2 separate regions of the Homo sapiens genome follow, and region 2 is linked to region 1. The links are chromatin loops, found by intact Hi-C in ENCODE. Cell type or tissue: PC-3. All regions are shown on one strand. Each heading gives the region's core, and the rest is flanking DNA. Links, peaks and the distances in the headings are about the cores only. Region 1 has its middle 73 kb from the start of PTENP1-AS. Region 2 holds the start of ANKRD18B (ankyrin repeat domain 18B).

What was found. Hi-C counts contacts between places; a loop is a spot of excess contacts. Peaks named below come from ENCODE experiments on the same cell type or tissue, not always from the same donor. Only the 100,000 strongest peaks of a DNase experiment are listed, where the experiment ranks them.
Region 2: a loop joins it to region 1, with 31 times the contacts of the local background. A loop is called at or near these places in 3 of 110 quality-filtered maps.

What each region holds. Positions count from the first base shown.
Region 1 is chr9:33,600,207-33,608,544 of GRCh38, reverse strand. It overlaps the pseudogene CYP4F26P. Among named protein-coding and RNA genes, the nearest start is that of PTENP1-AS, 73 kb to the left of the region's middle. RefSeq lists an enhancer at 7,591-8,338. In PC-3, for the core only: a CTCF peak has its summit at 4,051; no DNase peak of the experiment used is centred there.
Region 2 is chr9:33,520,094-33,528,431 of GRCh38, reverse strand. It overlaps ANKRD18B (ankyrin repeat domain 18B), which reads right to left and starts at 4,181. Exons shown (of 19, transcript NM_001393611.1): 1 at 3,737-4,181. The coding sequence starts at 3,942. RefSeq lists an enhancer at 4,765-4,814. In PC-3, for the core only: a CTCF peak has its summit at 4,950; a DNase peak (open chromatin) is centred at 4,901; H3K4me3 peaks cover 2,874 bases.

The sequences.
Region 1 (8,338 bases), core at 331-8,330:
AGAAATACACAAATAAGGATGGTATTTGGCATGCTGAATGATAATGAGGGCTGCAAGAGAAATGGGGCAGGAAGTTAATAGGGGGTGGTGGTTTGGGGGTGGGTGTCAACACTGTTCCTAATGGATGATCACTACAAGTGATCTGGGAAGACATTATTGACAAGGTGACATTTCAGCAGAGATTGGAACAGAAGAGAGACCATCATTTGGGTATCAGGGGTAGCAATTCAAGGCAGAGGGAAGAGCAAATGCCAAGCCCTGGGGCAGATGCATCTTCGTGCATTCAAGGAGCAGCAAGGTGACCTTTTATACTGGAGCAGAGTGAGCGAAGGCCCAGCTCTGGAGTTAGATCAGAGAGATAACCAGTGGCCAGCTCAGCCTGGACTTCATGGGTGATGGGCATAATTTGGCTTCTACTCTGATGAGTGGAAATATATTGGGGTTTTGAGCTGGGGAGTGACCTGGGAGGCTATTCTGGTGCTGGCTGGAGCACAGACTGGGTGCAAGGGCAGGAGAAGGAATATTGTTAGTAGGCAGCCACAGTCATCCTGTCAAGAAGTGATGGTGCCAAGAACACATGAAGGCAAAGAAGTGGTAAGACACAGGCACATCCTGAAGGTAGGGATAGAGGCTTTGCTGATGGGATGGAGAAGAGACAACCAGGGAATAAGTCAAGAAATACCACAAAGCTGTATTCTGAACACCTGTCAGGATGATGTTGCTTTCACAGCAAAGGGGTACTGAGGGACAGTAAGTTTGGAGAAGTCTAAGGTTTGGTTCTGACACGTCAATTGTCCACATGAACAGTTTCAGAGGAGTTAGTTTTCAGGGGCCTTTTAAATATCAAAGTAGAAATAACCAGTGCTCAGGAGGATATAAGGGTCTGAGGCTCAAGAGAAAGGTCATAGCTGCAGGTATAAATGTGGTGGCTCATCGGGGAGTGAGCTGTCCAAGTTCTGTGCAGATTTCAAGGGGTAAATTCAATGAGCCTGTTTGTGGCCACAGCCTTCCTCAGGCTTCCCAGTATCCACATTACCACAAAAAGCCTCAGTGGTGATCTACTTGAGTCTGTCCCCACATGTTGGGGCTTGAGTTGTGCAGAATCCCCATCTTGCTCCCTTTCTCCAACATGACAAGAAGACCTCAGTTAGCCAAAATGTCCTGAAGAGGGCTGAGGAATTTGGTCTGAATCATCCCACAAATTCATGGTACAGGAAATAAGTGCTGCTCTTGTCGTTGGCTCTAGAAAGATGATATCGGCCGGGCGCAGTGGCTGATGCCTGTAATCCCAGCACTTAGGGAGGCCGAGGCAGGCGGATCATGAGGTCAGGAGATCAAGACCATCCTGGCTAATACGGTGAAATCCCATCTCTACTAAAAATACAAAAAATTAGCCGAGCATGGTTGTGGGTGCCTGTAGTCCCAGCTACTCCGGAGGCTGAGGCAGGAGGAGAATGGCGTGAACCCGGGAGGCGGAGCTTGCAGTGAGCTGAGATGGTGCCATTGTACTCCAGCCTGGGTGACAGAATGAGACTCTGTCTCAAAAAAAAAGAAAGAAAGAAAGATGATATCAACCAATGTTTTGCCATGAGACTTTGCTTTGGATTGGGATTTTAACTCTGGGGTCTGGCTCCAGGCCTCTTGCCTTCCTCTTTACGAGGTTGACTGGGGATGGTTAGCCATCCAACCAAGTCCTCATGTTTCTGAGAGTCATTCCCAGCCGTATCATCCTATTAACCATTGAATCCACTGTCTACCACTGCCCAAGGCTGGGATGCATTTTTTTTTTTTTTTTTTTTTTGGCTAGCTTCATTGAGATATAATTGACAAGTAAAAATTATGTCTTTAAGGTGTACAATATATTTTGATATGTGTATACATTGTGAAATGATTACCACAACCCAGCTAATTAACATTCCCATTAACATACATAGCATTTTTTTTTTGAGACGGAGTCTCACTCTGTCACACAGGCTGGGAGTGCAGTGGCACAATCTTGGCTGACTGCAACCTCTGCTTCCCAGGTTCATGCAATTCTCCTGCCTCAGCCTCCTGAGTTTTTTGTGGTGAAAATATTTAAGATCTACTCTCTTAGTATATTTCAAGTACACAATACATTATTATTAACTAGAGTCTCTATGTTCTACATTAGGTTTCCAGAAAGTTACTCATTTTATATTTAAAAATTTGTACCCTTGAACCAATATCTCTCCATTTTCCTCACCCCCTGACTGCTGGTAACCACTCTTCTACTTTTGGTTTCCATGAGTTCGACTTTTTCAGATCCCATGTATAAGTGAGACCATGTAATATTTATCTCTCTGTGTGGCTTATTTATTTCACTTAGCATGACTTCCACGTTCATCCACATTGTCACAAATACTAGGATGTCCTACTATTGCTTGAACCCAGAGGGTGGAGGTTGCAGTGAGCCGAGATCGCACCATTGCACTCCAGTCGGGGTGACAACAGTGAGACTTCATCTCAAAAAAAAAAAATCTTTGAAAAGAAGTGAGGATTTGAGGCTTGGCACAGTGGCTCATGCCTGCAATCCCAGCACTTTGGGAGCCTGAGGTGGGTGGATCATTTGAGGTCAGGAGTTCAAGACTAGCCTGGCCAACATGGTGAAAGTCCATCTCTACTTAAAGTACAAAAATTAGCTGGGCATACATCTGTAGTCCCGGCTACTCAGGGGCCGAGGCAGGAGAATAGCTTGAATCCAGGTGGTGGAGGTTGCAGTGAGCTGAGATCACACCACTGCACTCCAGCCTGGGGAACAGAGTGAGACATTATCTCAAAATAAAATAAATAAAAGAATAAAAAGAAATGCAGATTTGGGACAATGGGGACACTTAGCTGATGCACAGCGCAGGTGAGCAGTCCTTTTGTGACCATGAAGACACAATTCCCAGGAGCCCACCTTGGGGTCTCCTAGAAAAAGCATGTGGGCTGCTCACCAGCTGCATATCCACCTTTCCTTTCCTGCACTCTCAGGAAGATGAGAGTTCTGGATTCAGCTGAACTGAGTTCAAGTTCAGACTCTGTGACTCACTGGCTGTGTAATTCTGGGTAAGTTACTTGCTCTCCTTGAGTCCCGTATCCTCCATGGTGAAATGGAGAAGTGGAGTTATTGTAAGGATTTGAAGGCAAGGCAAGAGTTAAAGACACACACACACACACACAGACACACAGACACACACACACACACACACACACACACACACACACACACACACACAGAGATTGGCCGCTTCAACAGCAACACAGGTTTATTACTAGCAAAACCCTGCGGAGGGGGAAACCAGCTTAGTGTCAGCGCCCACTGCCACTTACAGGCTGGGGTAATCATGGGGCTGGGAGGGAGGGCTCTGGACAGTATAGCTTGCTGCTCAGTAGAAGATGATAAGGATGTTCCTGAAGTCAGGCTGTTGGGCCCTTGCCCAGCAGGATGTGATAAGGATGTTTCTGCAGTCAGGTGGTTAGGATGTTTCTCACAGCCCGAGTTCCCATGGAATGTTTTACTCTGACCAGGATCTGCAAAACATCAAGGGGTTTACCAAATAGTGCAGCTTAGACTAACAGTAACCTCTCCCAGGTAGACAGTTCTTCAACAGTAAACTTCCCTTGAGCATCTACACTGTACCAGACATGGTGCTAGGACCCAGGCCACAGGAGGAACAAGACAGATGAGGCCCCTGCCATCCTGGTGCTCATGTCTGATGAAGGAAGCTAACAGGTCATAAGACTAGGTCAGATGGTGGTGGTAATGAAAGACATTACCAGAGTGAGATGAGCTAGAAAGAAACTGAGGGAGCTGTTCCAAACACAGTCACAGGGAGAGACCCCTCCAAGAGGTGACCTGTGAGCAGCAACCTGAGAGATGTGGGGTGGGGGGAGGCATGGAAAAGGAGCTGCCCCTGAAGCCATCCCAGGAGTAAAGACCCAGCACGAGGTGGGCAACAGAATGGCCTGACCTGTGCATCCTTCATGCTTCCTTCCTCAGTGGTGCCCAAACAGAAACATGGGGCAATTCCATGCAGGGTCCATAGAGGGAGCAGAAAGCAGCTGCAATGAAGAACCACGGTGGGGATGAAATCTGGCCCAAAAGTGAAGCTAGAAGCAGGTGCTGCTTATCACTCACCACAACACAGGTCATAAAGCATAACCAGCACCTGAAGGCACGTCCAGGGCCAGACCAGCTGGCTGGGCTGCCAGCATCCTAGTAGAGATCCCAGGAGATCAGATAAGCTGGTTGAAGGTGGGGGAGAAAAGGAAAGCTTCAGAAAATTCCATAGGACCCATGACACTTAGCATGAACTTCCCCTGAGTGGGATCTGTTTGACATTGCTGGTTCTAAAGAGTTGGTCCCACCACCCCCACCTGCCCGGTGCCCGACCAGGGGAAAACCTGGGGTAAGGTCCACAGAAACAATCCCTGTGGAACGGGAAAGGGTGTTCTCATCCAAAACCAAGGGAGGAATCCCACAAAACACCACTCATATGGAGCAGAGGGGCCTGCAGGGAGAAACAGGATTCTGCTGCTCATTGGGGAATCTGCTTTTCAGCAGGAAAGGGGAACATGCAGGATACAGAAGCAAAGTGGACCCTGAGCTGTGGGGTTAGGGGAGCTGGTGCTGACACTGTCAGGGATAAGCCACAATAGGAGGCTTAAAACCCCTTACTTAGAACACACTAACTCAGAGGGCACCTGAGTGTAACCTGAGATGGTCCCTGAAGACTTTTCATCCAAGCAGGATCCCTCCCTTGCCATCTCCAGACCTGCCCCACAAGCTCCCTCCCTGGTCTCCTGGCTCTTGTTCACTCCTTCCAGGAAGACTTCCACAGTCATTTCTAAAACGTGGCTGACTGACCCTCCTTTATCCAGAACCTTCCATGGCTCCCCAGAGCCCTCCAGATCAAGTTCAAGTTCTTTGATCAGACACCTGATCTCAAGCTGTATTCTGCCTCCTGAATTAAGATACCAGAGATGCCCACCTTGCTCAGCACAAGTGCATCAATGAAGTCCAAAGTCTTGAATGTGGCCCTGGCCTTGAGGATGTCAACACTCTGGCTAGTGAGGGTGCAGTGCTGCTCCAGGATGATGGTGTCTAAAGTTGTGCACCAGGTCATAGGCCCTGCAGAAACATCTCCCCTCAGGAGTGAGGTAGTACAGGAAGTCCATGCACAGGCAGATCTGCTGGTGCCATTACACTATGAGGGCATGGAGCTCCAAGATGGTGGCAACATAGTCACTAGAATTCCTACAGGGTAAGGCTGGGGAGAGGAAGTAACTGCATAACACATATGATACCCTGGAAGCACTTCCCAGCCAGTCTCAGGACCACATTACATCCAGATACAGGTGCCCTCTGAGCACACTTCTCTGCCTCCCACTCTGAGCTGCCTCCTGGCCCCACATGGGCAGCCTGGCCCAGGGCTTGGAGCCCAGCAGGTGTTCAGTCCATGGTGTTGACTGCTCCCTGGGCCAGGAGAGCCCTTGGTGACTCTGTGACTCCTCCTGTGGAACCTCTGACTCTGCCTTGGGACCTCCCAATTCCCATGGAAAGCCCCCATGGCTCTGGATTGCCCCACGTTGCCTGGGATCATCCAGCCCCGTAGGCCTAACTTGATGCCTTAGCCCTCCCAGAACATGACATGTTTCTCAGAATGTGGCTGATGTCCAGGGCCATCTGTGGATGTTTGCTGGGGGCCTCTTGCTGTTCTCCTTTATGGTCTGTAGGGCAGGGCAAGGCCAAAAGAAGAAACCAATCCAACCTCAGAATGGACAAAATGCTCACTGCCACAAACGGCAACCACCTACAGTCAGCAGTGCTTCTGGATGGAAAAGAGGTTTCATTCTGCAAAACGCTCCTTGTTGGCTTCTTTCTGAAGCCAGGGAAGGGTACCAAGCCCAGCTTACCTGCAGTGCCTACATTAGCATCTGTGCCTAGGATGTGCGATGGGCCCCTGCTCCCACTGCAGGGTTGACGTTCCCTCCAGCTGGAGACCTGGGCTCCTGACACCACCTGGCCTGTTTGTCCTGCTCTGGATGAGGGTGGAAAGGCTGTATCTGGCATTTTCCTAGGTCCTTAGTTTCCATCTTCTAGACATCCAGCAGGAGTGACCATGCCCAGCCCCACACCTGAAATGGGACTCCCTTGTAGAGCCGCTGAGACATCTACAGACAGAAGAGTGCTCTGGTGAGACAGGCCACAGGGGTCCCCAGGGAGGGTTGGGGGCCAGCAGATTCTGAAGGTTTCCAGTCTTGGGCTCTGTGGTTCCTCAAAGAGGTTAGGTTTACCTAAAACCAGGCCTCTCCTCCAACGATTGAAAGAGTGGATGAGTGCTCTGCATCAGGAACTCTGATCTGGACCTATTTTTTCATGTAGGTCACCAAGAGACAACCCCTAACCTCTGAGCTAGGGATGGTCCAAGCTCTGGCATGAGATTTTCTTCTAGCAACGTGATGCTTACAGGGACAGGTAGAAAAGCTGGTGATCAGGCCTGCTGTCCTCCGGGTAAGGACAGTGTGCTACCCACCCTCTGAGAGGCCAGTGGTGCCAGGCCACAACACTGGGTGCCTGTACCCCTGGCTCTGCAGACACCGGTCATGGAGGCCCTCCCCTCTTCACATCACATTCTTGCTGCTCCTATATTTCTTCTAGTCATTAAACAATTTGGGCCATTTTTCTGTGCATCCAATCTGACTTTTTTTTTATTTTTTATTGATCATTCTTGGGTGTTTCTCGCAGAGGGGGATTTGGCAGGGTCATAGGACAATAGTGGAGGGAAGGTCAGCAGATAAACAAGTGAACAAAGGTCTCTGGTTTTCCTAGGCAGAGGACCCTGCGGCCTTCCGCAGTGTTTGTGTCCCTGGGTACTTAAGAGTAGGGAGTGGTGATGACTCTTAATGAGCATGCTGCCTTCAAGCATCTGTTTAACAAAGCACATCTTGCACCGCCCTTAATCCATTTAACCCTGAGTGGACACAGCACATGTTTCAGAGAGCTCAGGGTTGGGGGTAAGGTCATAGATCAACAGGATCCCAAGGCAGAAGAATTTTTCTTAGTACAGAACAAAATGAAAAGTCTCCCATGTCTACTTCTTTCTACACAGACACAGCAACCATCCGATTTCTCAATCTTTTCCACACCTTTCCCCCTTTTCTATTCCACAAAACCGCCATTGTCATCATGGCCCGTTCTCAATGAGCTGTTGGGTACACCTCCCAGACGGGGTGGTGGCCGGGCAGAGGGGCTCCTCACTTCCCAGTAGGGGCGGCCGGGCAGAGGCGCCCCTCACCTCCCGGACGGGGCGGCTGGCCGGGCGGGGGGCTGGCCCCCCACTCCCTCCCGGATGGGGCGGCTGGCCTGCCGGGGGCTGACTCCCACCTCCCTCTCGGACGGGGTGGCTGCCGGGCGGAGGGGCTCCTCACTTCCCAGACGAGGTGGCTGCCAGGCGGTGACGCTCCTCACTTCTCAGACGGGGCGGCTGCCAGGCCGAGGGTCTCCTCACTTCTCAGACGGGGCGGCCGGGCAGAGACGCTCCTCACCTCCCGGATGGGGTCACGGCCGGGCAGAGGCGCTCCTCACATCCCAGACGGGGCGGTGGGGCAGAGGTGCTCCCCACATCTCAGACGATGGGCGGCCGGGCAGAGACGCTCCTCACTTCCTAGATGGGATGGCGGCCGGGTAGAGGCACTCCTCACTTCCTAGATGGGATGGCGGCCGGGCAGAGATGCTCCTCACTTTCCAGACTGGGCAGCCAGGCAGAGGGGCTCCTCACATCCCAGACGATGGGCGGCCAGGCAGAGACGCTCCTCACTTCCCAGATGGGGTGGCGGCCGGGCAGAGGCTGCAATCTCAGCACTTTGGGAGGCCAAGGCAGGCGGCTGGGAGGTGGAGGTTGTAGCGAGCCGAGATCACGCCACTGCACTCCAGCCTGGGCACCATTGAGCACTGAGTGAACGAGACTCCGTCTGCAATCCCAGCACCTTGGGAGGCCGAGGCTGGTGGATCACTCGCGGTTAGGAGCTGGAGACCAGCCCGGCCAACACAGCGAAACCCCGTCTCCACCAAAAAAATAGGAAAACCAGTCAGGCGTGGCGGCGCGCGCCTGCAATCGCAGGCACTCGGCAGGCTGAGGCAGGAGAATCAGGCAGGGAGGTTGCAGTGAGCCGAGATGGCGGCAGTACAGTCCAGCTTTGGCTCGGCATCAGAGGGAGACCGTGGAAAGAGAGGGAGAGGGAGACCATGGGGAGAGGGAGAGGGAGAGGGAGAGGGAGGAGAGGGAGAGGGAGAGGGAGAGGGAGAGGGAGAGGGAGAGGGGGGGCGATCTGA
Region 2 (8,338 bases), core at 47-8,046, 80 kb after region 1:
ATTAATAAAGATGACAACAGCAGCTAGCTCACAGGACACCACTGTGATGCTTAAATGAAAATCTTCATAAAGCATTTAGAACTGTTTCCAGAACAAGCAACAACTCAATAACTGTTAGACTTTTGTTTGTTGAGACAGGGTCTTGCTCTCTTGCCCAGGCTGGAGTGCAATGGTGTATTTATGCCTCACTGCAGCCTGGCACTTGTAGGCTCAAACAAACCTCCTGCCCCAGCCTCCTGAATAGCTGGGACCACAGGAGTGCACCAGCATGATCAGCTAATTTTTAAATTTTTTTTGTAGAGTAGGAATGTCACCTTGTTGCCCAGGCTGGTCTCAAACTCCTAGCATCATGGGAACTTCCCACCTCAGCCTTCCAAAGTTCTAGAATGACAGGTGTGAGCCACGCACCCAGCCAGACGTTATAATTATATTACTACTATTTAACAAAAACATTTTAATTAAGTAAAATGATACAATTATTGCTATTTTGCAGGATGATTTAAAGATTAGGTCACATTTTAGCATATCTCATATTGGAGCGGTATTTACAATTCATAATTTTTTATAACTATAATTGGTAGCATTTAAAAATCATCTCATTAATGTAGAAAATAGTAGGATATCACACAATCCATGAGGCCTTACATTAAGTAGAATACTGTATACACAGCAGGTCTAGGGCCGTTCTAGGCATCTAACTGACACTTAAATACATTTTAATTCCTAAAAGTACCATGGGGAAAGAGCACTGAAATAACAACATATTTTTTAAACAAATTACTTCTTACTTTGATTTTTAAAAACATGCAGCTGGCCGGGCGCGGTGGCTCACGCCTGTAATCCCAGCATTTTGGGAGGCCAAGGCGGGTGGATCTCTAGGTCAGGAGTTCAAGACCAGCCTGACCAACATGGTGAAACTCTGTCTCTACTAAAACTACAAAAATTAGCTGGGCGTGGTGGCAGGCACCTGTAATCCCAGCTACTCGGGAGGCTGAGGCAGGATAATCGCTTGAACCTTGGCAGCAGAGGTTGCAGTGAGCTGAGATCACGCCACTGCACTCCAGCCTAGGCGACAGAGTGAGACTCTGTCGCAAAAAGAAAACAAACAAACAAACAAACAAAAAAAGAAACATGAAGCTAAAGGAAACTCATGATTGAGATGAATAGGTATGGCTCATTTTAGTCAACACTTAAGATTTACAGAATATATGCAAATCAGACTTTCCAATGATTAATATTAGTATTTAAGACTGATAAATTTTCAAAAGGGCAGTTAAAGGTTATCTCTTATTGTTTTCTACCTTCAGAAATGCTTTTGCTTGAAAGGTGGGAGAAAAAGCTTCAATGAGATTAAGTCCTACTATTCCCATTTTAAATCTCTCATCTTGCTCAGGCAGAACAGGTAAACATAAAGTTTTTAAGTATGGAAGCATCCTGAGAGATAGTGCAAAATGTCTGCTACATAACATATTCAGGTTATGTTTGATGAATAAATGGATTGATAGAATACAGTTGGGGAGCTCAAAATTTTTAAATACAACTTCTATAAACCAATATTTTTGTGATAGTAATAATATTTGCTATTTGTTATTTTGATAAGACAACTATAATGAAATGATTAATCTATCAGTTTGCCTATATGTAATGAATCTATACATAAGAAAAACATATATACATAATAAAGTATATACATAAAATCTGCAAGCACAGATAAAAAGATTCCCTTTTTACTTCTGAAGAAGCTAAAAGTTCAAACAAGATAACAACCCTCACAATAATGATAAAAAATAGTGAGAAATTATTTTTATCTGTACAAGATTCACATTTCTCTCTTCCCAAAATTTATTCCATTAATAATAAATTTTTACTAGAAATTTTATAAATGCTCACTTCAGAAATCAAAGGTAAGAAAAAGGAACAAAAAACTTTAAAATACAAATGCTCAGAAGTTACAAATTTTATCCTATTTTGTGCATAGTTTTGCCTAACACAAGACCATAGTATGTTTGTGTGTATGTGCAAGCAAACTGATTTGTTTTTCCTCACTGGCTGTAACAAAATGCATCTTCACATATCAACATACTTCTCCACCTATTGCCACCTTCAATGGCCACATACCCATTCTATGGGTTCTTGTTAACATAAATGCTGGGGAAAAAAAGTGCATGTATCTGTATTTTCTGAAGGTATTTTAATACAATGGAGTTGATGGGTAAAGGGCATATACATTTTTAAAATGTGGTAATTATCTCCAAATTATCCACTTGAAAAGTCATCAGCAACTTACACTTCAAGCAGCAGTGTAAGTGCCACTGCTCTTTATTCTCACAAACACTGTGGATAGAAAACAGTCTCATTCCTCTTTTAACTTAAATTCTCTTAGGAGAAACACTAAGGATTTTTTCCTATGTAAATAAGTAACTTGTGGATCTGCAAAAAGTACTTTGCTCACTGTTAGAGTTCTTTTCTTGTGGATTTGATTGGAAAGAATTCCCTGTAAAATAAAGATGTGCTTTTTATCTGTATATATGTATAACTGATATATATAACATTATGTTACTAATATATACAATTTGTTATACATATAATCAGTAATATATATATTATATTTAATAAAGAATAAATTCCCTGTAGGATGAAGATACACTTTTCATCTGAATATATATTTTTATATATTAGTAAAAATATATATAGTAAATATTTTTCAAGTGTGTTATCTTTTGTTAATTTTTTTCTGATACACAGGGGATTTTAATTTTAGTTTGCTAAATCAACCTTCAGAATGCCTGCTTGTGAGGTCATTCTTAGGAAGGCCACTGTTAACGTAAAATGTACCTGTATAAATAAGTCTTTGTGTTTTCTTCTGGTATTTTTCTAATTTTGCATATGTAAAAATTTCAGTCTGTATTCCATCAGGAACTCATTTTTGTGACATAAAATTTCATTAGTTTTCTTCACACAGCAGGCATTTTATTAATAACTCGTCCTTTCCTACTCATCTGAAATGTTACCATTATCAATCCCTATGTATATATCTTACATATATTTCAGTGTTTTTGGATTTCCTATTCTGTTCCATTTATTTATATGTGTTTGTAGCTGTTAGTAAATAATTAATTGTGGGAATTAATAGCACGTTTTGATATCTAGAGGAGCAAGTCGTTTTTCACTCCATCATAAACATTTTAAAATGTCATCACAATGGTAAGACAGACAGCAAGTGTCATGCAAAAATGATAAAACCTTGATATTTTCATTCGGTTTATGTAAAACTGATAAACATATTAAGAGCTCACATTTTGAGAAAACTGAGTCTTCTCATTCAAGGAACCCACCTCCCACTTCCAAGTGTCCCTCTAAGAAGCCCCAGTAAAGAACCTATCTACCTAGGTGGATTTGGATGTAAAACCGACACAGGGTTTTATCTGAGAACTCTTCGCCTACTGAAAATGGCTCATGGTATTTTTGACATGGGAATGAGTTCTCATTAGGCACCTCCCTATCATGTATATGGCTCCATGTTTTAAACGTAGATATGCTTAACTTTGTGAGTTAAATCACTCCAATTATCCACCAAGCGCTACAGGCGGGAAATTCCCAGCGATGGAAAGCAGCTGAGGCTCCATTTGGCTCCGCGGCTCCCAGGGTCCCGGCGAACTCCGACGACCCCGCCTCAGGCGGTGCGGGGAAACCGGGCCTGGGGGCCCCCTCCCACCGAGGGCTGAGCCCCCGCTACCTGTCTTTTCTGTCGCGGACGTCCAAGTCCCGGAACCTGCGCGTCAGGCAGTGCTCCACCTCTGCGGCGTCGCCCTTGATGGCCGCCCTGTGGATCTTCCGCAGTTCCCAGTCCCGAATGTGGTACCCCCGACCCGCATACTCTTGGTCCATGGAGCTCAGGAGCGCCTGGCCCAGGCGTCTCCCAAAACTGAGGAGCTTCCTCATGGTGGCGACTTCTCAGATGCCCACCACCCGCTCCTGAGACGCCGCGGCTCCTCGTGGCCTTTCCACCCCCACCCAGCTCCAAATTCGAGATCCCCCTCCCCACCCAGCGATCCACCCCTAAATCCAAGATGCACCCCCAAACCCGCGATGTAGCTCAGAATCCGCGATCCAGCCCGGTCCACTACAGCCTTCAGCAGCGACACTCGCAGCCTCCGACCTCTCGATAGAGTGAGCCCAGTAAAGCGGTTAGGCGCGCGCCTACAGCTCAGCGCCAGCCCGGACTCCGGAAGGCGCCCTCGAGCTCGCGTGGCCCGCAGAGGGTGACTGCAGCTCGGGCTCAGGCGCCGCTGGCTTGCGGGTTCTCCTGGGCTGGCGCGGGACGTTCCGGAATCTCAGGCGCGCATCCCTTCCCGCCTGGCCGTGACTCCCGCCCCTCTTCTCCGAAGAGAGATCGGGGCCGCTCCAGGGACCGTCCGCGGGGATGGGGCTGAGGGTCGGTTCCTGCCCCGGTGCAGCCGCCGCCGGGCAGACCGCCTGGCTTGGCCGCAGCCACGGCGACATCTAGCCCCGGTTCTGCGAGGCTGGGCGCGCCAGCCAGCTTGGGAGTTGCCCGGCGCCTGTAGCTGGGCGCCCAGGTGGTGGAGCATGGCCTGGGCGGCCTCTGGATCGCGGGTGCCCCTGGCCTGAGAGCCCGCCAGACCCTGCCCCCTCCCGGCTCCTCCTCTGCCAGAGCTCGAGACCTCTAGCCAGGGGCCCTCTGCAGCCACCGGGGATGGGGCTGAGGGCCGGTTCCCGCCCCCGTGCAGCTGCTGCAGGGCAGACCGCCTGGCTCGGCCGCAGCCACAGGGACATCTGGCCCTGCTTCCGAGATGTGGGGAGTGCGGGCGGGCCCAGGAGTTGCCTAGAGGCTGCTGCCTGCACACAGAGGGCGACTGCAGCTTGGGCGCCCAGGCAGCGGAGCATGGTCTGGGTGGCCTCTGGAATGCGTGCGCGCCAGGCCTGAGGGCCCCCCTGGTGGTGCCACCTGCCCTGGTCTTCCTCTGCCTGAGCCTGGAGCAGCTGAAATGGCCACTCTGCAGTCACAGGGGATAGAGTTAAGTTTTCTTATCCCACGCATGCACACGAAAAGGTAACTATTCTGTGAGGTAATTAACATGTTCATTGACTTCATTTTGGTAATCATTTCAGAATGTGCATATAAACGCATCACATGTACAATTTTTATTTCTCTATTACACCTCAGTAAAGCTGAAATAATTAACAGGATTGAAAGGATAAACCCACAGTTCTATAGTCACAGTTGGACACTTCAATACCTCATTTTAATTAATGGATAGAAAAACCAGACAGAAGCTTCATGAGAAATACAAGACTTAAACAACAGTAGAAGCCACTGAGAGCTAATACACATATACAGAACAGTCCATCCCAACAACAGCAGAATATACATTCTTTTCAAGTTATGTGGAACTTTCTCTAGGATAGGCCATATCTTCATCCACAAAATATGTCCTAATCATTTTTAAAAGTTTGAAATCATACAAAATATAATTTACAACCACAATGGAAGAAACAACAGATAAATAAGTGAAAACTGGAAAATTCATGAAAATGTGGAAATTAAACAATACAGTCTTCAACTACCAGTGAGTGAAAAAATAAATTACAAGCAAAATTATAAAATATCTTGAGACAAATTAAAATAAAAACAAAACATACCAAAACTTATTGAATGCAGTGAAAGTAGAGTTCAAAGGAAAATGTATGGATATAAACAACTACATTTTAAGAAAAAATCTCAAATCAATATCCGCACTCTATACCTAAAGGCAGTGGAAGAAAACAAAAAAAGACTAAATCCAAAGCTAGCAGAAGGAAAGAAATAATAAAGAGCATAATTAGAGCATAAATCAATAAAATAAAAGGTTGGAGAGCAGTAGAATAAATAAACATAGATTCTTTGAAAGATCAAGCCTTTCACTATATTGACTGAGCAAAAGATGGAAGACTAATTATTAAAATAATAAATGAAAGCAGAGCCATTACTACCAACTTTACAGAAATACAAAAGGATTACAGGAGTATACTGTGAACAACTGTCCAACAACAAATTAGGTGCCCTGGATGAAATGGACAAATCACTAGAAAGACATAAACTACCAAAGTGGCTCCAGAAAAAAGAGAAAATCTGAATAGACCTATAACCTAGGAGACTGAATTAGTAATCAAAAGCGATTATTTGTTATTCATTAATAAAATGCAAGACAAAACCAAAATGAGATGCCACTTTGCATCCACTAGTAAGGCTTTCATAACAACGACACAGAAAATAAATGTTGCTAAGGAGGTGGAGAAATTGGAGCCCTCGTGAACTGGCTGCTAGGAATAGAAAATGATGCACTTGCTGTGGAAAACAATTTGGTGGTTCCTCACAGAATCACACGGAGAACCAGAAATTCCACTCCTAGGCATTATTCACACACAAAAAATTGGCAGCAGGGTCTGGAACAGATATTTTTACACCGAAGTTAATTGCAGCATTATTTGTTATAGCCAAAAGGCAGAGACAACCCGTGTCCATCAACAAATGAATGGATACACAAAATATGATACATAAATAATAGAATATTATTCAGCCATTAAAGAGGATGAAGTTCTGATACATGCAACATGGGTGAAACTTGGAAACATGATGCTGAGTGAAGTAAGCCAGACACGAAAGGACAGATGTTCTATTATTCCACTGATATGAAATATCTAGAATAGGCAAATTTGTGAAAATAGAATGAAGATTAGTGTTTCCCAGAGACTGGGGAGAGGGAGCAAGGCTGAGTTATTGTTTAATGGGTACTTTATTTCTGTTTGTGATAGAAATGAAGATGCTGGTTATACAAAACTGGGAATGTACTTAATGCTGCTGAATTATATACTTAAATTTAAAATTTTAACACAATTTAAAAATTTAAATATAGATCTGAGAATTATTCCTATATCCATTTTTATTTAAAAGTTATTTGCTCAATTGCCAAATATTAAGGTTTTTCTGAATATATTTTTGTTATTGACTTAATGTAGTCCTATTTTGCTCAGAGTACAAACTCTGAGCAAAATTTTGATTTATGATTTAAATCCTTTTATATTTATTGAGAATTATTTTATGGTCCAGTATTTAATCTATCTTGATTAATGTTCCACATACACTTGAAAAGCAGATCTGATGATCGTCACCTTTACTCTGTTGATGTCTGTTTCACACATTTTGAAGTTTCACTAGGTTCACCCATTTAAGATTGTTAATTTTATGAACTGGCCTATTTTGATTATGACTCGACACCTTTATCTTTGGCAGTACTCCTGTTCTGAAGACTTTATCTAATATTAATATGGGCACACCAACTCTTTTAGGATTAGTATTTGCATGGCACATTTACATCTATACTTTTGCCTAAATGTTGTGTCTGTATCTAAAATGTGGTTCTTGTGAGCAGCATAGTGTTGGGTCTTGTTTATTTATTTACTGTTTAATCTCATCTGAAAATCTGAACTTTGAAATTGAGATATCCAGTCCTTCTATATTTATGTATTAGAAACAGGGTCTGGCTCGGTCACACAGGCTGGGCTGCAGTGGCATGATCATAGCTCATTGCAACTTTGAACTCCTAGAGTCAAAGGATCCTCTCACCTCAGCCTCCTGAGTAGCTAGGAACGCAGGGATATGGCACTGTGCCTGGCTAATTTTTTATTATTTAAATTTTTTTTTTGCAGACACAGGATCTCACTATGTTGCCAGGGCTGGTCTCAAACTCCTGGTCTCAAGTCATCTTCCCACCTCAGCTCCCAGAGTGCTGGGGTTACACGCGTGAGCTATGAAGGCTGGGCCCTTTTATATTTAATGTAATGGTTGAAATGACTAGATTTAAGTGTACCCTGTTGCTATCTGTTTTCTGTCTCTGTTTCTTTTTTTCTTGATTCTTTCTTTAGTGTGATTATTTTTTAGTCTTCTGTTTTCTCTCTTCTGCTGGCTTTTTAGCTATATCTGTTTGTTTCAATTTTTTAAATTGTTAGTTGAAAGATTACAATACATAGGCCGGATGTATTGTGGCTCACACCTGTAATCCCAGCACTTTGGGAGGCCGAGGCCTGCAGATCACATGAGGCCCAAAGTTCAAGACCACCCTGGCCAATATGGTGAAACCCTGTCTCTGCTAAAAATACAAACCAATCCAGGTGTGGTGGCGTGCTCCTGTAATCCCAGCTACTTGGGAGGCTGAGGCATGAGAATCGCTTGAACCCAGGAGGTGGAGATTGCAGTGAGCCGAGATCACGCCACTGCACTCCAGCCTGGGTGACAGAGCGAGACTCCGTCTCAAAAAAAAAAAAAAATTACAATATGTAT